Linked DNA regions of Homo sapiens: regions 2 and 3 are each linked to region 1. Evidence: chromatin loops called from intact Hi-C (ENCODE). Cell type or tissue: PC-3. All regions are shown on one strand. Links, peaks and the distances in the headings refer to the core of each region. The heading gives the core; the rest is flanking DNA.

Region 1 (5,000 bases), core at 1-5,000:
CTTTAATTGCAGGTTATAGACAGCAAATTCCTTCTTTTTATTCATTATTTTGTTTGGGGGATGGGTACAAAAGTAAGGTTGTAAAGAAGGAAAACACCAACAAGATAAAATCAATCTGCCTACAATTTGGATTTATTTTGATGGTGTGGAAAATATTATATGACTATTATTTTAGGCGCTACTGGATAAAAAAACCAGGAAATTAATTTCAGTATGTTGGAGAGACAAGGAGATGGGATGGAAAGAAAAATAGCTGGTTCCGAAGTGAAGAGATGTGAAATACAGATGTGAAAAAAAGTTAAATCATTTATGGAAACTTATATTAAGAAAATGCAGGCCGGGTGCGATGGCTCATGCCTGTAATCTCAGCACTTTGGGAAGTCGAAGTGGGTGGATCACCTGAGGTCAGGAGTTCAAGACCAGCCTGACCAACATGGCAAAACCCCCGTCTCTACTAAAAATTTAAAAATTAGCCCGGTGTGGTGGCGCAGGCCTGTAATCCCAGCTACATGGGAGTCTGAGGCAGAAGAATCGCTTCAACCCTGGAGGCGGAGTTTGCAGTGAGCTGAAATCGTGTTATCACACTCCAGCCTGGGCAACAAGAGCGAAACTCAATCTCAAAAAAAAAAAAAAAGGAAAGAAAAAAGAAAAAATGCAAAATAAAAGTACACTGAGACATACTGTATGATTCAATCTATATATGACATTCTGGAAAAGGCAAACTCATTGGTACAGAGAACAGATTAGTGGCTGCCAGGGGCTAGGGGTAGGGAAAAGGGTTGATCACAAAGAGGTCAAACAAGGGTGTTTTTATGATGCTAGAGCTATTCTGTCCTTAATTGTGGTGGTGGTGACACAATTGTATGCATTTGTCAAAACGCATAGAACTGTACACCAAAAAGTGAATTTTACTATGTGTATGTTTTAAAAATAAAAATTTTAAAGTTTAAAAGGGATATCTTACCTATCATATTGGCAAAAATCCAAAAGCTTGACACTACATGCTATTAGCAAGGCTGTGGGGAGTCAGGCACCCTTTATATTAATACGTTGCTGGTGGGAAGGCAAAACGTTACAACATCTATAATTTGGCAATATCTAAAAAAACTACACATATATTTATCCTTTAATCCAGCAATCCCACTTCTAGTAACCTACCTTGGAGAGAGACATCCAGCAATATGAAAATATGTGTGCACAAAGTTATTCATTTCAGCATTATTGAAATTGAAATATTCTTGAAACTACCTAAATATTCCAACATAGGAGATTGACTGAATATACTATAGCACATATACACCACAGATTTTGCAGCTGTAAAAAAGGAATGAGGAAGACTTATGTAAAATGATAATGGATTTTTATGCTACATTTGTATAAAATAGAGAAATAAGAAAACATACAGGTATTTGCCTATTTTTGCAAAAGGAAACACACAAGATAAACCAGAAAGTAATGAAATCGGTTACCTATAGGAATTGGTGGAAATGGAATGCAACAGTTAGGGGAGGGAATGACACTTCTCTAAGTACACTAGTCTGTTTAGTTTTGACTTTTGGAATAATGTTAATATTTTCAATAGTCAAAATGTATAATCAAAGCATTTAGTTTTACACGATGAAAAAGTCTTAGAGATGAATAATGGTGATAGTTGCACAACAATGTGAATGCCATTAATGCCACTGAACTGTATGTATTTTATTTTTTTTGTTTTGGGACAGGTCTCAGGCTAGAGTGCAGTGGTGCGATCTTGGCTCACTGTAACCTCCGCCTCCCCGGTTCAAGCAAGTCTCATGCCTCAGCCTCCCGAGTAGCTGGGATTAGAAGCATGTGCCACCATGCCCAGCTAATTTTTTGTATATTAGTAGAGACGGGGTTTTGCCGTGTTGCCATTTCTTTTCTTTCTTTTTTTTCTTTTCTTTTCTTTTCTTTTTTTTTTTTGAGACGGAGTCTTGCTCTGTCACCAGGCTGGAGTGCAGTGGTGGTATCTTGGCTCACTGCAACCTCCGACTCCCTGGTTCAAGCGATTCTGCCGCCTCAGTCTACAGAGTAGCTGGGATTACAGGCACATGCCACCACGCCCAGCTAATTGTTGGTATTTTTAGTAGAGATGGGGTTTCACCATGTTGGCCAGGATGGTCTCGATCTCCTGACCTCGTGATCCGCCCACCTCGGCCTCCCAAAGTGCTGGGATTACAGGCGTGAGCCACCGCGCCAGGCCTAACAGCTTTCTTTTCTTTCTTTCTTTTTGAGACGTAGTCTCGCTCTGTCGCCCAGGCTGGAGTCCAGTGGCACGTTCTCGGCTCACTGCAACCTCCGCCTCCCGGGTTCAAGTGATTATTCTGCCTCAGCCTCCTGAGTAGCTGGGATGACAGGCGCGCGCCACCACGCCGGCTAATTTTTGTATTTTTAGTAGAGACGGGGTTTCACCATCTTGGCCAGGCTGGTCTCGAACTCCGACCTCGTGATCCGCCCACCTTGGCCTCTCAAAGTGCTGGGATTACAGGCGTGAGCCACCGCGCCCGGCCAATAGCTTTCCAAAGTTATTTTATCACGTATTTATCTACATATTACAGAAGTTTTTACTGTTCTTGCAACTTTTCTCTAAACTTGACGTTATTTGAAAACTAAAAGCTAAGCCAATTAGTATAGTAGTAATAGCAGACAAAAAAAATGAGAGAAGTAAAGGAAGTTTTGGGGGAACAGAAAGAAGAAAGAGCTAGTGTGGAGATACTAAACCGAAGCTTGTGGAACTTGAACGCCATTTTGAAGCTAGTTCCTTAGACGATTCGGTCGAAGATCTGTCTCTCGGCTGCCCTCTATAGAGCTCTAAACCTGGCTTCAAGGAGTTCTTTCATTCTTCATTAGATACCACCCACCATACGTCATTTTATAAAGCCGGAAACTACATTTCCCAAAAGGCCTTTATTTTTCCTCGCGGGAAAAGGGATTGCAATTACTATAGGTTTTACAGGTATCGCGAGATTTCGTCAAATCTCATTACGGATCCCGGCTGAAAGCCATTTTGTTTTTCAGCTCACTTCAAGGGTACCTGAAGCGAATTGGCACCAAAGCAGCAGCTGTATTGCCGCAGTTCTAGCTTCACCTTCACGATGTTTCCCTTGGTCAAAAGCGCACTAAATCGTCTCCAAGGTGAGCAAAAATTATGACAAATCATTTACAACAACCTTATATCAATGTGTCCTCGCGGCCTCTCGTGTGCTTTCCTTTTACGAACATCTCGGCCTTCTAATCTTGAATGCTGTCTGTCTCCCATCTCGTCCCAAGTCATTGGGATGATGTCCTTAGCATTGGCTTTATCACCCAGTATTTCTGTTTCGGTTTCCAGCTCTCTTTCTGTTATCGGAGTGATAGTCTAGCCCTGCTTTTTAATTCTTCAGTAACCTTTGATTTCAGGGAAGGACATTCTTGGTAGACACCTCGTTCCTTAAGTGATGTCCTACATTTTAGCTTTGGGGATATGTTTACTCCTAACCCTGTATAGAAAAATATCTTCTCCAATTCCTATTACTGTAATAGACGGAAACTGTAAATCTAGCTCTTCACCTGGTTTAATTGCAGGGAAACAACCCAAATGGTATCGATGCAGCTTTGAAGTTATTTGTGGATTAACAATGTTAGCTGGCCAGGCGCGGTGGCTCACACTTGTAATCCCAGCACTTTGGGAGGCCAAGGCGGGCGGATCCCCTGAGGTCAGGAGTTCGAGACCAGCCTGGCCAACATAGTGAAACGCCGTCCCTACTAAAAATACAAAAATTAGCCGGGCGTGGTGGTGGGCGCCTGTAATCCCAGCTACTTGGGAGGCTGAGGCAAGAGAATCGCTTGTACCCGGGAGGCGGAGGTTGCAGTGAGCCAAGACTGCTACTGCACTCCAGCCTGGGCAACAAGAGCGGGACTCCGTCTCGAAAACAAAAACAAAACAATGTTAGCTGTCCTGAAGGCAATCGTGGTCATTTTTTTCTTATCCAAAGGTTGGGCAGGTACAGGGAGTTTTGAGACCAGCATTATGTAGAGAAAATGCAATAGATTGAGGAGAACAAATTAATTTTCATACTTGATTTGCACCGAAGGTGACCTTGAGTAACGTGGGCAGTTGTTACACAATGAAGGTGACCCGTAATTACTATTTAGTTTGTTTAGCCATCTTTTGATTTTCACTTAATAGAATCATTGGAGGATATTATTAGATTGTGTCCTAAACTCTTAAGCAACTTTGAAAATAACCACAAAATATTAGCTGGACTATTTTCATATTCCCAAAGTAGCATTTATTATCTCTTTTACTTTGGGCATATGATTTAGCCTCTCTCAACCTCAGTTTCCTTCTTTGTAAAATAAGTAATTTGTAAATAATGCCTACTTCATGGGGTTGTTGAGGATTATATGAGATCACCAATGTGTGGTAATTAAACAGTTGTCACAGAGGAGAGGTCTGATGAAATCCACCAGAGTTACATGAGTGTGTTGAAGTTATGAGATGTTGCAGAATTTTTTGGTAGTCTTAATTTCTTTGCTCTTTGAGCAAATAGGGCCACCTTGTACCTCAGGAAAGGTTTTTTGTTTTTTTTTCAGCGTGGAATTCACATGCCCACTTTTTATCTTTTCTGGAGCAGAATATATTATGAAATATTTGTAAATTTGCCTATCCCGGTGTGACTAAAAGATGAAAAGGGAAAGCTATGTAAGACAGTTAGAAGATCTGATAATGGTCTAATAACTATCATGAAGTAACCCATTGTACCATGTAGAAATATTCATTGCTAGTGAATGGGCAACATTGCAGTTTCTTTTTTTTTTTTTTGAGACAAAGTTTCGCTCTTGTTGCCCAGGCTGGAGTGCAGTGGCTCAATCTTGGTTCACTGCAATCTCCGTCTCCTAGGTTCAAGTGATTCTCCTGCCTCAGGCTCCCTAGCTTTTCATTATATATGTAAGTACCTTTGGAGGCTCTTTAAAACGATAAGAACCTGCCCCTTAAATTG
Region 2 (5,000 bases), core at 1-5,000, 240 kb before region 1:
TCTGTTCTCAGTTTATCATCTTTAAGAATCTTCCGAATTTTCTTTCTGCCTTTTCCAGGAGACTTGGAATCATCATTTTCATCTTCCTCCTCCTCTTCCTCCTCCTCCTCCTCTTCCTCCTCCTCTTCTTTTTCCTCCTCTTCTTCCTCAGAATTACTCTACAGAATTTAAACAATTAGAGGTAAACAGTACAAAGTCATTTAATTTATCCATTTCATATTCCATTAATTAACACAGCAGGAAAAGGTGGAAGAAAACATGCTGAAAACCTTTAGAATTATATTCAGCAATAGAGTAGTATTAAAAAAAAAAAAACAACTCTTCGGCCGGGCACGGTGGCTCACACCTATAATCCCAGCACTTTGGGAGGCCGAGGCGGGTGGATCACAAGGTCAGGAGATAGAGACCATCCTGGCTAACACGGTGAAACCCCGTCTCTACTAAAAATACAAAAAAAAAAAATTAGCCGGGCATGGCAGTGTGCGCCTGTAGTCCCAGCTACTCAGGAGGCTGAGGCAGGAAGATGGTGTGAACCCAGGAGGCGGAGCTCGCAGGGAGCCGAGATCGTGCCATCAGACTCCAGCCTGGGCGACAGAGCGAGACTCTGTCTCAAAAAAAAAAAACAACTCTTCAACACCTATTAAAAAAAACAAACAACTCAATTAAAAATGGGCTACCAACTAGAATAAACATTTCTCAAAAGAAGATATAAGCATATGAAAAGATGTTGAATATCACCAGTCATTAGGAAAATACAAAACAAAACCACAAAGAAATGCCACTTCCCACTCATTAGGATGTTTCTTGTTAAAAAAAAAAAAAAAAAGAAAAAAAGAAAAAAAGAAAGAAACAAAGGAAGTGTTGGCAAAGATGCAGACAAATTGGAATCTTGGTACATTGCTAACGGGAACGTCAAATGTTACAGATACCAGAGAAAAACAGTGTGGAGTTTTCCAAAAGTTAAACATACAACTACTATATGATGTAGCAATTCCATTTTTCCATATATACCTAGAATAATTAAAAACAGGGACTCAGATATGTAAACACCCATATTCATAGCAGTATTATTCAAAATAGCCGAAAGGTAGAAACAACCCAAATGTCCATCAACAGATGACTGGGCTAACAAAATGTGGCACACACTTACAATGGAATATTATTCACCTTAAAAAGGGAATGAAATTCTGATATATGCTAAAACATGGATGAACCTAGAAAATATTATGTCAATGAAATAAGCCAGACACAAAAGGACAAATATTGCATGATTCAACTTATATATATGAGGTACTTAAAATACACAAATTCTTGGAGACATAAATGAAAATAGAGGTTACCAGGGGATGGGGGATAGAAGGAAATGGTGTTAATGTTTAATGAGTGAAGAGTTTCTGCTTGTGAATATAATTAAGGCCACTGAACTGTACATTTTAAAATATTTTAAAAGTTAATTTTCAAAAGACAAATATCCCTCTGAAGAGCATTGTGTTGACAGAATCAAACATATTACAGACACCTTTTACTTTATGTAAGCCTGCTTAAATACAAAAATTCAAATTGGCTGATTTCACTATGAGAAGAAATTTATTCATATATGAGTCATCATTCAGGATAGTATTTTGTCTTCAGAAAATAGAACACTCACATCACTACAAATGTAAAATAATGAATTAGAATGGCTTAAATAAAATTCCATTAGAAATTAAGGAATAGAAAAAAATGATAATGTCAAATCAATACTTTTACATATATATATTCAATAACCAATCCTTCCACAAGTGTAAAATGTAAATAAGCCAGTACAATACAATGAATGAATGGAACAGAGAGGTAACAGCATAATTACCATAGTCTACTGTACTGGTTATAATTCAAGCATGTGGTAAATGTCATTATTACCTTGTTTTCACTGGATGAATCTTCTTGAACCTTAATACGTCGCCTTTTCTTTTTCTGTTTATAGCTCCGCTGATTTTCTTCCAACTCTGCTTTCTTTGCAGACCTGACGAAAATTTAAAACACAAAATAAAATATTTCATGATAAACTTCCATCAATAAGTTATGTACTATTTTAAAACTGTTCTACCTCTGTATGCATTCCTAAAAACAAACAGAAAAAAAATCAATAGGTTCAAAATGGATATTCCAGCAGCAGCCTAACCCTTCATTTTAATCCAATGATCAACATTTTACAGTATCCTGAGGGGAGGTTTGTTATATGAGTAAGAAGATGCATAAAAGGACATTAAGACTATTCTTCTAGTATAAAATACAAACAGCCAATAGACATACTAAAAAACATTCATCATCACTAAAAAAAAGCAGATTACAAATTTGAATACTGTTTTCTTCATAACAGGTCACAGAGATTTAAAAAAAAAAGTAACAACTTTTGGTGAGAAAAATATTTCTGGGCTTAGAAATTGGTACACAAAGCTACATTAATCCAGACAAAATAACCACTGTCAGTAAGGATGTGGAGAAAGTGAAACCCTGTTCACTATTAATGGAAATGTAAAATGGTGCAGCTGCTATGGAAACATTATGGCAGTTCGTCAAAAAATTAAAAATAGAATTACCATGCAATTCCTTTTCTGGGTATATACCCAAAAGAAATGAAAGCAAGGACTTGAAGAGATATTTCTACACCCATGTTCAAAGCAGCATTATTCATGATAGCCAAAAGGTTACAAATCAAATGTCCATCAACAAATAAATTGATAAACAAAACGTGGTATACAATGGAACATTAAGTCTTTAAAAGGAAGAAAATTCTGAAACATGCCTCAACATACATGAAGCTGGAGCACATGATGCTAAGTGAAATAAGCCAGTCAAAAAAGACAAATACTGTATGATTCCACTTATATGAGGTTCCTAGAGTAGTAAAATTCATAGAGACAGAAAATAGAATGGTGGTTGCCAGGGGCTTCAGGGAAGAGGAAAAAGAGAGTGGTTTAATGAGTAACATTTCAATTTTGCAAGGGGAAAAGGTTTTGGAGATTGGTTCAAAAAAAGTGAATGTACTTAACACTACTAAGCCATACACTTAAAAATCGTTAAGATGAAAATAAAAATTCCCAGTAATACCATGAAAGAAAAAAAATGGTTAAGATGGTAAATGTTATGTGCATTTTACCACTATTAAAAATAATCATTAAAGAAAGAATGAAGTACTGATACAGGCTACAACATGGATGAACCATGAAAACATTATGCTAAGTGAAAAAAAAATCCATTCATAAAAGGATATACATTATATGAATCAACTCATGCAAAATATCCAGAACAGGCAAATCCATAGAGACAGAAAGTAGATTTTAGTGTTTATTAGAGTACGAGGGCATGGGGAATGGAAAATGACTGCTAGTAAGTACAGGGTTGTTTTCTTGGATGATGGAAATGTTCAGAAATTATAGAGTGGTGTTTGTTGCACAACTTTGCAAATATTCTGAAGACCACTGTATTCCACAGTATAACATGCTGAATTGTATCTTGGTTTAAAAAAAAAAAAAACCTCTCATCATATCTTATCATTTTCATTTTATATTGACTTAAAGTATAATATATTGCTATATTCTAAGCACAACCTGGTAAGTATTAACCTAAAAAAACCTCGAATGTTCTAAAACTTACAAATGCAGATAGACACCTTTGTAGACATACATACACAAACACACACAGATTGTTCATTTGATAAACTGTAGAAAGATTATGTTATTCTGGGGGAAATAAGAAAATTGTAGTAGTAGTATTATCTAACATACCATACTAAGAAGGAAGCCAAATTTTAAATTACAGGTAATCTAGATCAGTGACTGTTCGTGTTACAAGAACAAGCATATCATTATTACTGTAGTACTACTGAGACCAATAATTTATATATTGAGCACTTACTATTTGCCAGGTAGGTACTATTATAAACCTTGTACACGTATTGTCTCATTTAATGCCCACAATAGTCAGTCAAGTATATTGTAATCCCCCACTTTACAGATGAGGAAACTGAAGCATAGATTATTTATACAAACAGAAAGTAGAAAAGCCCAAAGTTAGACTGAGGCAGTTTTTCTATAAAGCCTCTTTACTATTATCCTACAATTTCCCCCGTAACAATAAAACACTGCAGACACGAGTGGTTTTGCAGACTGAAAATCTACCCAGGTTAGAATACATAATTCAACTACACATAAAATATGCTTAGATTCTTTTTAAACTATTAAGTATAACAATTAGTTTCAAATCAAAATATTATATATCACACTAACTTAACTTTATTGGTAACAGTAACCATATAAATCATTTGAAGGCATGGTCATTCAGATTAATTCCTAAAATTTTTTAAAAACCAATTATAATACCTTGTTCTGGGCCGCTGTTCATCTTCGGATTCACTAACTTCTTCACTAACTCCTGATTCCTGAAAATCAGAATCTTCTGAATCTTCACTGCTCACTTGAATTTTAAAAAATACATAAAATTATTAATTATTTTTCAATAGAAACCTAATTCACTTAATTTACCACTGACTCGACATTAAAACAGAGCATTGTAAGAACATCAGAGGTATATATGTGAATGGATAATACATAATATAGAATATACCAGTTAATGCTTTACATGATATACATAAAATTCAGATGTATTTCTAATGTAATTATAAAACTGTGGTTGTACATTAAAATATAAGTATTCAATTGTATATGAATTGACAGAATAAGAATAAATTACCTGTCAATAAAATATATGTAATTACCAAAGGTAAATTAATGAAAAAGAAGTTTGGCTATTCAAAACAAGCAAGGTAGGCTGGCCAAGATGGAGTAAGATTACAGATTGTCTCCACCAATGATGACACAACCGAAGAACTCGGAAAGGGAAACAATAATAGGCAGATTGGAGACTGAAATCAAAACTTGAATAATGACCCCTCTACAATTGGTGGAGGGGAGAGAGCTGTGAGGGCGTATGGTTATTTTCTTTCTTTGTTTCCTGGT
Region 3 (10,860 bases), core at 4,703-9,702, 460 kb before region 1:
CAGATCTGTGTGATTCCACATCCAGTACTTATCACCTCTTTACCTGATATTTCATACCTTCTATTAATTCACTCTTGTACTCCAAGAGAGCCTAAGATCCACTAGTTATGGTATGTATCTAATTCCAAGACTGTCAGGCTCTTGGATGGCCAAGCCCCAAACCCTTGCTGGAGGGCAAGTCATCCTGCCCCATCAAGCAGCCAGCTGGCCCCAGTTATGGTTTAGAAGGCTGAGCAACTCTTGTTTGGATTTTCTTTCTCTCTTTCTATTTTTTTTTTTTTTCCATGATGAGGTCAGTAGGTTAAGCACCCTCTGCTTTGGAAATCTTCAAGGCACTTGAAAAGACAAAGCTTTTTATATCTGCAGAAAAGGAGACCCCTGTCACATTAAGAGAAACAATGAGTGCTGGTTCTACCCCTCAGGCATCTGGGTCTTGCTTGCCTCCCCTAGCTCTTAGCTGTTCCTCCCCTGCTCCCTCAACCATCCCCTAAATTCACACTTGGTTCAGGAGAAAGTCATGGTTTTACAAATAGCTTCATGGTCATTGCTTTGAATTACCACAATCCCTTGGGTAAACTATGAGATTACAAAATTTAACTTTAAAAGCAGTTGCTTTATGGCCAGCCAAGTCATGATACTGTCATCTTATCTCACATTATGATGACCTCATCCTCCACTGTGGGCCTGAGATGCTAATCAAGAAAGGCCTAGACTTGGGGAGGTCCAGACAGTCAAGAGTCAGTGATGCCAACATCCGGAAAGCACAGTTTTGTCCTTCCTTCCTGGGGTGGTGAGGAGGAAGAAGCAACTGAGGGAACTGAGGAAGCATATGTTGCTGAACTCTGCTGCAGAGATTTTAGGTGGTAGTATGGCTATGCAAGCTTGTCTGGGTGGCATTGTAACCACCCAATGGGTTCTTTCTGCTCACTGCACAAACAAAACCAATTTACGGCATTGCAGTAGAAAAAGAGTTTAATTGACATGAGGCCAGCCACACCCTGTGGAAAACAGAGTTATTACTCAAATCTATCTCCTTGAAGGCTCAAAGGTTAGAGGTTTTTTTCAAAGGTACTCAGGGGGAAAAGGTGGGGTGGCTAGCCAATGGATGCTCGCTGCTAATTTGGCTGGGGGGTGCAATCATAGGGGCATGGCAAATGATCCTCTTATGTGCTGAATAGATTCTTGGTGGGGCCACTGGAGCAGTTGGCAAAGGATCCAGATGAAGCCTGGTATCAGACACGCAAAAAAAAAAAACCTGAACAGATATGTCAAAATGCCAATATTAGGTTCTACAATAGTGATGTCATCTGCAGGAGTAATTGGGGAAGTTGCATGTCTTGTGACCTTCAGAATAATGGCTGGCAATTGTTTATGTCTACACCTTAACAGAATTTAGGCTTCTATCCTCCTCCTAGCCTGGTGATCTTTGATTAGTTTTACAAAGGTGGTTGAGTTTTGGGAGAGGGCTATTATCATTGAAACTGGAAGCTAAATATCTCTCAAAGTTAGCTTGGCAGCTTGAAGGTTAAAAGAAAGGGGGCATTGGCTAGATCAGATCTCCCCTCTGCCACTATTTTCTCACTGATACAATTTTTGCAAAAGTGGTTTCAGTACTGTGATGATTTTCCAGTTCCATACCCTATCTAAGGCCATCTAACCCCCACTTATAGGTTTGTTCCCCCATCTCTACCAAACCCAGATTCTGGGATTCATCCTGCCCTGAATCAGTGAAAAACATAACTCCATCCATACCTCACCAGCTGAGGCTCAAGCAAGTGGCTTCTGGCTCAGCTATGATCTCAAAATTGCAGTCCAGTAACTGGGCTCTTGTCCCTTCCCTTATGTACAGGTACCGGCCTTGTACTCAGTTCCTGTGATGGGGCTTCTGTTTTATTCCCTCAATATCTGAGGCCCTGTAGTTCCCTAGGTACCCAAATTATTCCAGCATGGGAAAGGGTGTGTGGGGAGAAGGGGGCTTCCTGGCCAATCCTTTCAATCCCTGCCCAACCTGGGTCCTCTCCAGCAATTGGATTCCTTCAAATAAATTCACACATTTAAATTTTAAATGTTATCAGTTGGCTCCCTGGTAGGACAGATGAATGAACAAGCATTCATCCATTTCTGCCTATTTTCTCTCCTGTCTCTTCCTTATTTCTGTTAGTCATATTAATATTTTTACTTTATCTGGATTTTTAACACATTGGTAATGTTCCCCTGCTACTTGCAGCCGGTCCTTCTTGATGCCAGATCCCTACCTAGACCTTTGTCTACAGCCTGCTGCCAAACTCCCTGGATGCTGTCTCTGTCTCCCTGTGGGGGCACCTATCTCTTGCCTGCTGCCAGGCCTCCTTGGCCCTGACTATTGGGCCTAAAATCTACTCTGGGCCCGTTGCTGAAACCTCCTCTTGCCACCAACTCTGTTCCCCTTGGGTGTGCCTTTCTCCCTAGATTCTACTCTAAGGAGTTTCTGGCATGACCATCCCCAGCTGCCAAGGGACACAATGGCACTCTTAGCCAACCCTATTTCCAATATTTTTAAATAATATGGAGAAAATTCTTTTTTTTTTCCAGTTTTAACTGAGACAACATTAGAGTTTTTGTTTGTTTGAGACCAAGTCTCACTGGGTCGCCCAGGCTGGAGTGCAGTGGCACAAACTCGGCTCACTGCAACCTCCATCTCCTGGGTTCAGGCAATTCTCCTGCCTCAGCCTACTGAGTAACTGGGACTACAGGCGCATGCCATCTAATTTTTGTATTTTTAGTAGAGACCAGCTAATTTTTGTAGTTTTAGTAGAGATGGGGTTTCACCATGTTGGCCAGGCTGGTCTTGAACTCCTGACCTCCCAAAGTCTGGGATTACAGGAGTGAGCCACTGCGCCCGGCCAAAATTAGAGTTTTTTGAAATGTACTTTCACCAATAAGTTACAGTAGGGGGAATAACATGCGCCCAAAAGACCAGAAATTTAATGGTTTACAGAATAAATGTGCATGTAATCACAGATTAGATTGGATGACAGTGTATCAGGCCATTTAGATATTTTCTTTCCTCTACTCTTTCCCCCAAATCCCATTTCATTTATTTATTTTTAGAGACAGAGTCTCGCTCTGTTACCCAGACTAGAGTGCAGTGGTGTGATCATGGCTCACTGCAGACTTGACCTTGTGGGCTCAAGCAATTCTCCCACCTCAGCCTCCCAAATATCTGAGACTACAGGCATGCACCATCATACCCAGCTAATTTAAAAAAATTTTTTTTCATAGAGACTAGGTCTTGTTATGTTGCTCAGACTGGCATCAAACTCCTGAGCTCAAGCGATCCTCCTGCCTCAGCCTCCCGAAGGGCTGGGATTACAGGCGTTAGCCACCACACCCAGCCCCCAATCCCTTTTTAAAGGTTGTTTTGTTTTGTCCCAGGAAATGAGGGATTCAGCACTGTCACAGCCTCCTATTAAAAAAAAAAAAAAAAAGAGGCCAGACATGGTGGTTCATTCATGCCTGTAATCTCGGCACTTTGGGAGGCCAAGATGGGAGGATCGCTTGAGCCCAGGAGTTTGAGGCCAGCCTGGACAACATAGTGAGACCCCATTTCTATTCAAATAAAATTTTTAAAAAGACAGTAAATAAAAAATAATAATACAATTTCTTTTAAAATGACAGTGGACTGATAAGTAGCTAATAGTTCATGCCCAAAGGGAAAAAGACCCCATTTCACCTTTCCATGCCTCTTGCCATTGAGCAGGGCTTTGGCCTAGGCCTAAGCATGTCACAATCCTTACAGCCTCCAGACCTTACTCATGCCCTCCTACAAGCTGAATGCCACTCCCCCTTCACTCCATTTATCTGAACCATACTTATTCTTCAAAACGCCAATCTAGTATCACCTCTTCCAGGAAGCACACCGTTCTCCTACTTCTCAACCACCTGCCGCTGTTAAAATCTACCCCACACAATTTAGCACTTGACTCAGTCAACTCTTAACTCCTAATGTTTAATGTAAACTAGTTTAGACTCCACAATTAATACCATAAACATCCTTCTTGATCTCTCCCAGGGGCACTTAGCAAAAGTCTGAGCCTGTAGTTGGGGCTCAGCAAAGACATATTGAAGATACTCGTTCTCGAAAAAAATCAGGGGTTTCCATTCTTTTAGTATAAATGGTTAGAAAATGGAGTGTTCAAACACAGCCATCAAAAAAAAAAAAAAAAACATTCAGCATCCTGGGGAGCAGCTACCAAAGACACCACAGGTATTTCCAGGTCATTGAACCACAGAGTGTTAGAGCGGAAAGGAATCTCAATCATCTATTCCCAAACTTTTAAACGGGTGTATGAATACCCCTGGGGGTCCATGGCAGTGTGCCAAAGGGGTCCACAAAGCCACAGAATAAACATGGCATGCTTTTCTGGAGTATCAATTTTACTTGAGTATAAGAAATTTTAAAAATTTCTATATTAAAACAAATATAGCTATATCATGGAGGAGAATGCGAACACTGCTCTCATTTTTAGGATAGAACACAAGATCTCAAAGACACTTGGAGTTTGCAGTAGGCTGCTTTGGGTTACCCCATCCACCCCTCTCCCTTACCCACGCTGAGGATTTCATTTTCACTTTCCTCTGTCATTAGGGTTATTTTAGTGAAAACTAAATAAATAAAAGTTTGAGACAGATTGATGTAGTCCAACCCCTTTTTCGCAGTTAGGATAACTGAGTCCCACAGGTGAGAAATAATTACATTGAGTTCAGCGAGAGCTAGGACCACAGTCTGCCTCCATCAGAATGTACATTTCTTCCCAGTGACTTGCTCAGGTGACTACTGACTGCTGACTACACTTCCTTGCTAACTCTGTTCCACAGCTTGTACCTTTCAGGATTTTTTTTCTTTCCAAGGGTTATACATCCTATCCTTAGGGAAATGTGTAGCACCAGCAGCACTGAGAGCAGGCCACACCCTTCCCTCGCTACAGCTTCAAATGCAGTGAATAATGATGCATGAAATGCATGTAACTGATGAAATTCATACCCCTCCCAGAAATAGGATGAAAGCCAATAATATCAGGGTGAGAGAGGCAAAAAAGGGAAGAGGTCCTGCTAATCAGAGGCCATAGCCAGAAAGCAAAGAGCTGATTTCAAGATCTTGCTTTTTCCCTTCTTTTGTGTAAGACCACCTCAGCAAGCCTCCAAGGAAACCGGGGCCTCAGTTTCCTTGGAGGTGACCCCACCTGGCTTCCCTGTCTCCTTCAGACTAAGGGAATAAAATAATCACTTCAGGTAAAAACAGGAAGTGACTCTGAATTCAAAAGAACTGAACTTCACTGTCATGTATATTCTTATTAGCAGGGGCTGCCTATAGATTTTCATATTTACATACATTTATTCACACCTTAAACCCACAACTCTCACTGTTACACAGACATATGGAAATTCTTCTGCACACTGTCACAAATACAAACATAAGCACACATCTGTGTTGAGAAAACCAACATTATGATAGTCTGTCTCTACCCACACTTCTCCTCCCCCAACACCCAGCCCTAGATATACACCATTGAGACCCACATTCATATCACACACATCAGGTTGAGCAGTGATCCCAGTTGCCAGGGTTAGAGCCACATTCCATGGTGTTCCATTCCTCTCAAAGAACTAACAGATCATTTCACAAAAATATCATCACCTGCCAACTAATGTCAAGTTACAGCCAGAATTAATGGTACATTACCCACCCCCATTACAGGTAGGCTCACAGGAGAATGACACCAGAGACAAAAGAGATTTGTGGCTCAGTGTCACTGCAGGAGACTGACCAGACAGGTAAGATGGGGGGCTTGTCCCAGCCAAAGAGGTTTCCTTTCCTCTCTGGGCCCTAGAATTGGGGGTGGGAAAGTAGTCTGACTTTTCGCAGACTTCTCAAACTCTAGATACAGATCACCTAGGTTAAAAAAAAAATAAGAAAAAGACTGCTCCTTTCTTTATTTTTATTTTTTTCCAACTTTTATTTTAGTTTCAGAGGGTACACGTGCGGGCTTGTTACATAGGCAAATTGCATGTCATGGGGGTTTGGTGTACAGATTATTTCATCACCCAGGTAATAAGCATAGTACCCGATAGGTAGTTTTTTAGTCCTCACCCTCCTCCCACCCTCCACCCTCCACCCTCCACCTTCAAGTAGGCCCTGGTAAGACTCCTCTTTTAACATGGATTTTTTTTTTTTTTCCAGAAGATGATTGGGTCATGTTATGCTACTTTTTCTTTTGAATAAGACCCCAACTACTTCAGAAAAGTGTAGTGATCAACAGCATGGTCTCTAGAGCCGGATGACAGGTCTGAATTTCAGCCCCATCACATACTAGTTGTATGACCTTGAGCAAGTTATTTAACCTCTTTAGCCCTCAGTTTCACAGATCTGTTAAAAATCGGGATAATAATAGCATCTTCCTCGTGGTGGTATGATGTGATTTAAATTTAAAGCTCTTAGAAAAGTGCCTGGCCCTTAAGAGGCTCAATAAATGGAATTATACAAAGGAGTAATTTCCTGTTTTTCCCAGGCCTTCACTACCTCACTACCTGCTTGCCCACCCACAGCTGACAATGTGGTCACCCTGTTTCTGAGTCACGCCTTCTAGAGCCCAGAGAGAACAAGACTGGCCCAATATCACACAGAAAGATTAATAGGATTGGAATTGATTGCTTTGGGGTGACTCAGCAGGCCAGTGGCCAGTGTTCTTATCTACTTCATCTCCTCCTTAGGAAAAAATGAGCATAGTTAGAGGAAACCTTGGGAGGAAATATGGCTGGGGCCAGGCAGGATGTAAATAATATTAAGAACAATGACAACTTAATATGTGCCAGGCACAGCTTTAAGTACTTTCTGTGTATTTTATTCAAACCTCACAGCAACCCTATGAATTGATAACTACCATCATCACCTGCATCATACCTAAGAGAAAACTGAGGCTCCAACACCTAGAATGGCTTAAAGCTGGGGTTATGAACCCAGGCAGTCTAACACCAGAGATGGAGTGTTCAACCACTACACTATACTGCTTTCCACATAAAGCAAAGAAAACAGAAGGAGAGAGGAGGCAGGAACAAAAGACAATGGAGCGATACAAGTTCTTTTTGAAGTAAGTTGATTGAGGCAGTCTAGTGTTTTGGTTAAGCACTAATTTAAGACCAAGGTTTAAAAAGTAACTGGGTTTAAGGCTTGCCTCTGCTACTAGTTATTGATTTTCTTTGGACCTTAGCTTCCTCATCTGTAAAATGGATTTCATAGGCCAGGCGTGATGGTTCACATCTGTAATCCCAGCACTTTGGGAGGCCAAGGCAGGAGGATTGCTTGAGGCCAGGAGTTTGAGACCAGCCTGGGCAACATAGTGAGACCTCATCTCTACAAAAAACAATTGTTTTTTAATTAACTGGGCGTGGCGGTACCTGCTTGTAGTCCTAGATACTCAGGAGGCTGAGGTGAGAGGATCTCTAGAGACCAGGAGTTCAAGGCTATACAGGGAGCCATGATTGTGCCACAGCACTCTAGCCTGAGTGACAAAGTGAGATCCTGTCTCTAAAAAAGTAAATAAATAAAAATAAAATAAAATAATTAAAAACTAACTAGTATTTCTTAGAGTTGTGATAAGGTTTACAGAAGATAATGCACATAACATGCCAAGGGCAGTACTTAACACACCTACATAAGTACTCAGTAAGAGCAACTAATGTCATTGGTTATTCCACCTTCAGGATTTGCCTAGCTATACAGCTCCCCCTGCCCGTTCCCAGGGAATACCAATTAGGAAGGAAAAAAATTGTAAATTGTCCAGAAAATGAAGAACTGGGCAGAGTAACAGTTCTAGACATCCTTTCCCATCTCTCAGGGGTATGTGTGGGCATGGGGTGGGGGGTGGTTAGCGAGCACCAGCATTATTAGCATCACTGTCTCCTTTCTCAAGGAACAGAGCCTGCCAGATTATCCCCCAGCCTTTGGTTGCTTATAGACTGAGTCAGAACTCTTTTTTTCCTTCAGTTTTGTTTTTCCACATCCTTTTCACATCAACCCTGTGAGGTATTGGGAAAGGAGGAAGTAATCTCAAATGTGTTAAATGTCTTCCATGTGGTGGACACAATGCTGGCACTTTCCATCAGTGCCCAATACCTCACAATACCACTGTGAAGGGATGCACTTATCCTCACTTTATAAATGATGTCCTGAATCCAGGGAAGGTTTGCTTTCTTTATTAACGTACATTTTCCTCTCATCCGATATATTCAATACTACTCTGGTCTGAGGTTGCATCCTGCTGAGGATTTTCCGTAAACTAAACTATAGGGAAATTTCACTGTCCTCAACATGCCAATCTTTGCATAATCCTAAATCCCATGAGTTGAGAATAATTTGCCACCAGTGGAGCTGAGATCAATTTATGACTCTGCTATTTACTTGTTAGGATTCTGTACTAGTCACTTAACCTCCCCCTCTATTTCCTCATTTCTAATATGGGGATAATGACAACTTCTGCTCCATGAGGTTGTGAAAATAAAATAACTTCCTTGAAAGTGCTCTGTCAACTGAGATGCTTGACATGGAAACATTATTTAAAACAGAACCATCAGATCGCTTAATCTCAAAAGAGCCCCAGATGGGCAATGGAATACCTGTATCTCTGACCTTCGATCAAGTAGGACTCCAGATTTGCCAACTGCGGTTGGCGACTTTGGGAATGTTGGGGGACAGAGAATGCAGAAATACCCTGAAGTGGCTGTTGAGGAAATGATCTTTGCCATAATCAGTGTGTAATCTATATCATCATGGAGACATCTAAATCTTTTATATAACATGCTTCTCAAAGCAGTTTCATTTATACTATTTCATGTGGCACTCAATACTCATTTGAGGTACTGAGCACTGATGGAAAGTGCCCAGCATTGTGTCCACCACATGGAAGACACTTAACACATTTGAGATTAAATTAAAATTGTTCCACTTGCTTCGTTACAACTTTCCTCTTCCCGCAAGTGGTTCATCTGAATTTGCAAAATCCTTCCCATCTTCCCTTTGGGGCCCATTCATTACAAAGGACACCTTAGTCCAGAACCAGGCCCTAAACCTCCAGATGAGTCTTTCTGAATCCACACAGCACTGTGCACTTGACACTGTCTTGTACTCCAGTCATTTATGTACTTGTCTTAACCTCTTCCCTTCCTTTTCCACCTTCCCACTAAATTCAAAAACTCTTTGAAGAAGGAAGAAAGAAGAAAGATTGATTTCTTTGTATTTCACCAACCTAATAGTTGCTTTATGTCAGTCTCATTTTATAAAGCTTTTAATTATGGAAATTTTCATATGTAATTTCATATATATATATAAAGTATAATTAAACACCAATATACCCCTCACCCAGCTTAACAATTAGCGACACAAGGACAATAATCGCATCTATACCTCCACTCCTTCTGCCTTCTTACTTTGAATAATTTAATAGCAAATCCCAGACAGCGTATGATTTCATCCATAAATACTTCAATATGAATGACACTTTCTGCATTTCTGTGTCCCCTACAATTGGAAGATGACTTGCATCTATGTCCGCTGCTACTGGGAGCACCTCAGATTATTTCTGAGTGTGCCTATTATGTGCCGCATCTTGTGCTTGGCTTCAGAGGTTCTGTCTGAGCTGCAGAGGCACAACAGTACCAAGCCACAATACTCCCAAACGAGAATTGCTACGGTTCCAGGGGAGTGAGCTCAGGGTGCACGTGGGAGCCCAGGAGTAGGACCCTGAATTGCACTAAGTGAATTGAGCGGAATCGGTTTTCTCATCTCATGGTGACCCTGAGTTCAAAGTTGCCACGAGACTAGGGGTCGCCAGCAGGAGGCGCTGCAAAGAGAGGGGATGGCGCGGGGCTCCCTGTGTTCAGTTTCTCCTGAGGGAGCCTGGGAAGGCAGCCATCGCCGGCTGCGGGTGAAAACCAAGTAACAACACCCTTTCACAGGCGATCGGGACGCCGAGTGCCAGGGCCCAATAGGTGCCCCAGGATTCAGGTTCGGGGCACAGGTGCAGGGGTGCAGGGCAGGTCTGGCACCTGCTCCCCAGGACTTCTGGACGCTGCCCGTTGACCTGGCTGCCGCCGGTTCCTGTCCCAACTGCCGCTCTTCCTGATAGAATATCTCGGAGCAAGGCACTGGACAGAACGAGGAAACACCTGTTTCCAACAAGAAACGAGGTAGGGGGGAAGCCCCCACCAGGCTTCCAATGGCCTCTCATTGAGCTTGCTCTCGAGAGCCTCTTAAAAGCGCGCCCAGAAAGCCAGCGGAGATCATTTTTCAAAAAGATCGCTTTCTATTTCTTACTCCCCCTCTCCTTTTCCTAAGCCTAAGCTGTAACGTCTCTTTCTTTAAAAAAATAAAAATTCATCTTTCCTCTGAGGGGTTTCCCGCTCCTCTCAGACCCCGTAAGGCCCTCCCCTTGGAATCTGCAAGGACCACCACCCCCAACCCCAAATTTTGCAACTGCATTGGCTTCCAGGTTTTTCACTTCCTCGGTACCCCGCCAACCTATACAGGTAGGAATTAGGACTTGGGGGCCGTGGAACAAAGAAACCAGGGAGTCCCTGTCCCGGGTCAGATGCCCTTTCCGCAGCCTCCGACCAACTGGGGAACAAGAGGAGATCAGGAGCATGTGAACCCCCCAACTCCCGTCTCATGGCACTTTCCAAAGGCTAGCACAGCAGCCCGAGGACGCGTGGGAGGTGGGGACAGCCCCCGGGCAGCAGACAGACAGACCCCCACGGAACAGGCCTTGAGTGGCCGTGCGCGCCAGCGGCCTCCACGCACTGGGCTCTGTTATTTCATCAGCAGTTTCA

What was found. A loop is a pair of places that touch in the nucleus more often than their neighbours do. Peaks named below come from ENCODE experiments on the same cell type or tissue, not always from the same donor. Only the 100,000 strongest peaks of a DNase experiment are listed, where the experiment ranks them.
Region 2: a loop joins it to region 1, with 2.9 times the contacts of the local background. A loop is called at or near these places in 5 of 110 quality-filtered maps.
Region 3: it touches region 1 in a loop (7-fold over the local background); 6 of 110 quality-filtered maps call a loop at or near these places.

The regions. Positions count from the first base shown.
Region 1 is chrX:77,896,441-77,901,440 of GRCh38, forward strand. COX7B (cytochrome c oxidase subunit 7B) reads left to right here and starts at 3,028. Exons shown (of 3, transcript NM_001866.3): 1 at 3,028-3,153. The coding sequence starts at 3,114. RefSeq lists an enhancer at 2,982-3,231. In PC-3, for the core only: a CTCF peak has its summit at 2,822; a DNase peak (open chromatin) is centred at 2,911; H3K4me3 peaks cover 2,765 bases; H3K27ac peaks cover 1,363 bases.
Region 2 is chrX:77,652,196-77,657,195 of GRCh38, forward strand. ATRX (ATRX chromatin remodeler) reads right to left here. Exons shown (of 35, transcript NM_000489.6): 13 at 4,365-4,458; 14 at 1,903-2,005; 15 at 1-158. Among named protein-coding and RNA genes, the nearest start is that of ATRX, 130 kb to the right of the region's middle. In PC-3, for the core only: no CTCF peak of the experiment used is centred there; no DNase peak of the experiment used is centred there; H3K27ac peaks cover 336 bases.
Region 3 is chrX:77,436,254-77,447,113 of GRCh38, forward strand. No RefSeq gene overlaps it. Among named protein-coding and RNA genes, the nearest start is that of FGF16, 5.7 kb to the right of the region's middle. RefSeq lists an enhancer at 10,034-10,223. In PC-3, for the core only: a CTCF peak has its summit at 7,761; a DNase peak (open chromatin) is centred at 6,668; H3K27ac peaks cover 2,870 bases.